Regions from separate parts of the Homo sapiens genome. Here region 2 is linked to region 1. Evidence: read pairs that join two places in POLR2A ChIA-PET (ENCODE). Cell type or tissue: CD4-positive, alpha-beta T cell. All regions are shown on one strand.

Region 1 (2,500 bases):
TTTTCACTTCAATTAATTATAGAAAATAGTTACTTAGTAGAAAACAGGAGCTAGGAGCTATAAATTTTAGAGAAAAAGATGTTCTTAAAAATGTGTTCTCACTTATGGCTTCTGGTGAAATATACTAGATGATGACCCATTTTAGGACCTATTTGGTTGTGTTATTTAGGTGTTTTCAAAAGCCTCTATTTTTTTAAAGAGTTTGTTTGAGGTTTGCAGTAGATGAAAACTTAAAAAAACAAAACTAGGACAGTTTGAGTGACCCTGGCTTGGTATCTTTTGTTAATATAAACTTTTCCCTTGTAAAAAGAAATAGGATTCATCTTTTTCATACGCTTTTTCTTAAAACATTCACCCTCTTTTTGAGCTGCAGTGGGCATTATGGTGTTCTGCTGTGTTAGTCTAAGACAAAATGATGAGATTGGTGAGGCCTGCCTGATCCTCTTACCCTTTGAGCCCCAGTCTCCCATGGTCTGGGTCCCCGTGACCCAGCAGATTTTTTGGTCCTCTCTGGAATTCCAGTTCACTCAGTCAGCATCTTACAGACAACCCGATGTTGGTGGAAACTGAGCTGAATGGAGACTGTCCACAGAGCAGCCCCCTAGCTAAAGGTAAAGTGAGAATCCAGCTCTCTAGACTTCAGGCCAAGATTCTTTCCCGACTCCACCTCAGTGTGTGGTGGAGGCAGCAGGGTAGCCATCCAGTCAGTCATTCATAGGTGTTTATTAAGTATCTACCTTGTGCCTGAGCCTGTTCTAGGTGTTACAGGTAGGGCAGAGAACGCAAGACCCAGCATCTCGGCTCTCCAGCACTGCCGCCCTAGCACAGGGAGGTGGATAACAAGCAGGCAAACGCACGATGAAGAAAATGACAAATGCTGGGTAGGTACCAAGTAGAGAATCAAAGCAGGGTGACTTGATTCAGTGTGACAAGGTGGCTGCTTTATCTGGAGTGGTCACTGTCTGCGAAGGACAGGTAAAGCACTGTGCAGCAGACTTGCTGCACAGAGCGGGTGACAATTCAGCTGAGGCCTGACTGACAAGAAGCACACAGCCCTGTGAAGATTAGAGAAAGAGCATTCCAAGCAGAGGCAACAAAGGCCCTACCGTGAGAACAAGCTTGGCAGGTGGAAAAACAGTGGAGGGTGGCAGAAAGAGAGTCGGCTTGGTGTCAGAAAGCTCGGGGCATTGTCCCAGATCTGTTGCTTCCTAGGAGTGTGAACGATGAGCAAGTCCCTCCATCTCTGATGATTAGTTTTTTCTTTTGGAAAATGGTGCTAATGTTTGCTACCTTATAGGCTTGGTGTGAAGATTAGATGAACTACATTAAACATGCCCAGCACAAGATAGGCACTGGAGAAATGCTAGCTTTGGGTGCTTTTTAAATTAATTAATTAATTTATTTAATTTTTTTAGATATGGGCTCGCCATGTTACCCAGGCTGGTCTTGAACTCCTGGGCTCAGGTTATCTTGCTTCAGCCTCCCAAAATGCTGGGATTATAGGCAAGAGCCGCCACTCCTAGCCTGGTTGCTTTTTTTATTTTAATCTTTAACAAAATTATTTATTTATTTATTTTTTGTAATCTTGGCAGGCAAAGCTTTGGTTGCTTTTAATTTCCTGAGGAAATGAATATTTTTGACAAGGGCCTTCTGAAAAGAATCGTACTGGCTGAGGATAGACACCCACAGGGTTGCCTCTTAGAAAAGAGGGTGGTGGTATGAAAGTTTCTTAGGGGTGGGGTAGGGTATAGTCTTGTTGGCGCCCTCAAATGACATCATAGAAGCATCTAGTTATCTCTACCCCCTTCAGTAACATGTTTTCTAAAGAGAGGATGGGGAAAGGAAACAAAGACTCTGAAGTTTATTCCGTATTTTTCAGTTTCTGAAAAGTGTATTTGTTTTCTATGGACTCATAAATATTAATGGAAAGTTTCAATAATTTAGATGGACAGGATAATTGCATTGTAGTGGTATAACTGATAGGGCCCCAACTTGTTTTTATTTGTTACAAAACTATACATTTATGGCTGAGAATTAATAAACATACTAACAGTAATCATAAAGGAAATAAAACCTCAGCCATTGTAAAAAATAAAAATAAAAAAAACCACAACCCCCCCATCTGCCAAAACTAGATATAATTGATTCTTGCTTAATTCTGAAAGCTCATTTACTTTTTGGATTATAATTTTGTGAACTAACTCTGGATAATTTTGCCTATTTTGAATAGTTTTAGATAATGCCTATTTTGGCATCTCCCTGAATATTTCTGACCATCCCTTCAACATTTATTTGGTCTGTTTAAAGAAGACACATTAACATTTGCCTAAGTCACATGAATTAGGATGCAGAATCTATAATTATGGACTAATGATACACAAATACAGGCTTTGAGGAGTATTTATTGGACAACTACCATAATTATCAGTGCATCATAGTGTGATGGTTGGGTGTCAGCCAGATTGGGGTTCAGCTATTCATTCTGCCTCTCATTAGCAGG
Region 2 (2,500 bases), 100 kb after region 1:
TTGCACAGATCACAGACATGAAAAAGGAAAGATGATGATGAGTGGAAAATGGGAGGTCAGGACTCTCCTCCCATCCTGATGTGGCAAGAGGCTTTTCTCATGGTTCTGGATGGAACTTTGGCCCTGTTGCAGATGCTCACATGCAACGTTCTGTTCTAATCACTGTTCTGCTGGCAGAGGAGGCTGGAGTGATGAGTGAGCATGGGCTCAGCTTGCGTGGATGCTATGAGCCGTAGGTCCTACTCAAGAGAGTCAGTCTAGTAACAAATTATTTTCCTCTCCTTCTTTTGCCATCCCATTTAGTTTGCAGGATGGTTGGTGTTTGTGTGGGCTGAGATTCCTCAGAGGGAACCAAAGCCCTGAGAAACATGTGTAGCAGCTGTTGATTTGGGTCTCCACAGTGAGATCCGGGTCTAATACAGTGAGTCCAACCACTTTATCTGAGTTTGGAAATAACTATGAGTACATAGTTAAGCTGTTTTCAAAAAACACAGAGGATTCTGTACTGCTAGTGCCATTGAGGGGGCTTTTGCTGCCATTTATTTTCAACTTATTTTTTTGAGGTGGAGTCTCACTCTGTCGCCCAGGTTGGAGTATAATGGCGTGATCTCAGCTCACAGCAACCTCTGCCTCCCAGGTTCAAGCAATCCTCCTGCCTCAGCCTCCTGAGTAGCTGGGATTACAGGTGCCCGCCACCAGGCCTGGCTAATTTTTGTATTTTTAATAGAGATGGGGTTTCACCATGTTGGCCAGACGGTCTTGAACTCCTGACCTCAGGTCATCTGCCCGCCTCAGCCTTCCAAAGTGCTGGGATTACAGGCATGAGCCGCCACACCCGGCCTTGCTGCCATTTTTAAATACCAAAACCTTTTGTTGCAGTCTTTGTCACAGGTGCTGGCACAAAATTCCTGGTACCTTCTCCCTGCTCTAATTCACCAAGTTCTCCTTCCTCTTTTCCAAAGACTACTAACATGGAAGTCTTCCTTAATTAGTTACAGGACTATATCTGCAACTCCTGTGATTTATTCGCTCAGTGCCCGTGTCACTGTCACCCACTGGTGGGGTGTGCTTGTTGTAAATACCCATTTAAATGTTTACATTTTCAAGTATATAAAACCAGGATTGTAAAATACCGTTGTATTTCCAGTTGTAAATAGCCGTTTAGTTAAGTTAGGCATTTGTTTATCACGCGTCCTAATCTCTGTTTGTGTCGTTACTGTCTCAGAGATCATCATCATCTGTGTTTACATTTTTATGCATCATTCTTTATGCAAGTAGTTCTTATTCAGTGTTTTTGATGATGTTAAGCAAAATTCTGTTGCTACCTTACCTCATTACCTTCCCGGGATATATTTTGCAGATATAAACCAATAATATTTTCTGGTTCTTTCTTGACTAGTAGCTTTTGGTTAACTCTAAGGTTTTTCTGTTTGTTTTTCTCACAGTTGTTTTCTCCCACGTGTACAAATGATAAAACAAATTATCTCAGGAAGAAGAAAAAAGACATTTGATAGTATATCCAGTAGTTCAACAATAGTCAACGGAGTCTGGTGTCCTCACTTCTGTCATTGGCTGCTTGACCTCACTTAACCTTCCTGTTAGTTTCTGTTTCCTCACTAGAAAATTTATTACTTTCTAGGGATACCAGGAGACCTGGTGTTAATAAAGGGCACAGTGCAGGGTGTGTGGAAGATTTTAGTGTCAGTTCTAGCACAAGCTAGCTAAATGTGTCTCGGGGTACATTAACTTCTCTAGGCCCCAATTTCCTAGGTATTCATTCTTCTTCTAGACAATAGACAGTTGAATTAAAAAATCCTTTCTATCGACCAGGTGCAATGGCTCACACCTGTAATCCCAGCAGTTTGGGAGGCCGAGGCAGGAGGATCACTTGAGCCCGTGAGTTTGAGACCAGCCTAGCAACACAGCAAGACCCTGTCTCTTAAAAAAAAAAATCCTTTCTATTCCTAGAACTCTAGGGTAGTGTGAAGTAAGGGTTTTCACAGTTACACTAGGTAAGTTACTACCTGTCGGGTACTTCTCTAATTATGCTGTGCTTATTAACTTATCAAGTCCTCAAATGGCCCTATGAGGAACATATCCTTTATGTTCTATAGATGAGGAAACTGAAGCATTGGATGTTAAACAACTTGCCCAGGGCCACCGAGCTTATAAGGGAAGAAGCCGTCTGCACACCCCAGGCTCCAGATTCCACAGCCTCAACCACCAAACTCTCTTGTCTGTCGTCATATAGAAGGCTGTTCTGTTTTCTCAGTGTAGCCCCCTTAAAGATAAGCCACAGTAAACCACAGTGCTTTTGATATTAGGCAAATTAAACTTGAGTTCAATCGTATGTTACACTGAATCAAAGTTATATTCGCTGTGCATTTTACGCCAGTAATTCTGGAAACTAAAAAGTGCCATGCCAGAAATTTTCTCTGATTTAATTTGCTTACAATCATTTTAAAAATGAGGAGCTGTGATCCACGCTTTTGCCCCAGGT

Evidence for each region. Peaks named below come from ENCODE experiments on the same cell type or tissue, not always from the same donor. Only the 100,000 strongest peaks of a DNase experiment are listed, where the experiment ranks them.
Region 2: POLR2A ChIA-PET joins it to region 1 with 5 read pairs; 12 of 35 experiments call an interaction of 5 or more read pairs at or near these places.

The regions. Positions count from the first base shown.
Region 1 is chr14:61,333,474-61,335,973 of GRCh38, forward strand. All of the region lies in intron 1 of PRKCH (protein kinase C eta), which reads left to right. Among named protein-coding and RNA genes, the nearest start is that of PRKCH-AS1, 12 kb to the left of the region's middle. In CD4-positive, alpha-beta T cell, no CTCF peak of the experiment used is centred here; DNase peaks (open chromatin) are centred at 958 and 1,748; H3K4me3 peaks cover 2,323 bases; H3K27ac peaks cover 2,500 bases.
Region 2 is chr14:61,435,991-61,438,490 of GRCh38, forward strand. The region is part of intron 2 of PRKCH (protein kinase C eta); the gene reads left to right. Among named protein-coding and RNA genes, the nearest start is that of PRKCH-AS2, 110 kb to the right of the region's middle. In CD4-positive, alpha-beta T cell, no CTCF peak of the experiment used is centred here; no DNase peak of the experiment used is centred here; H3K27ac peaks cover 1,622 bases.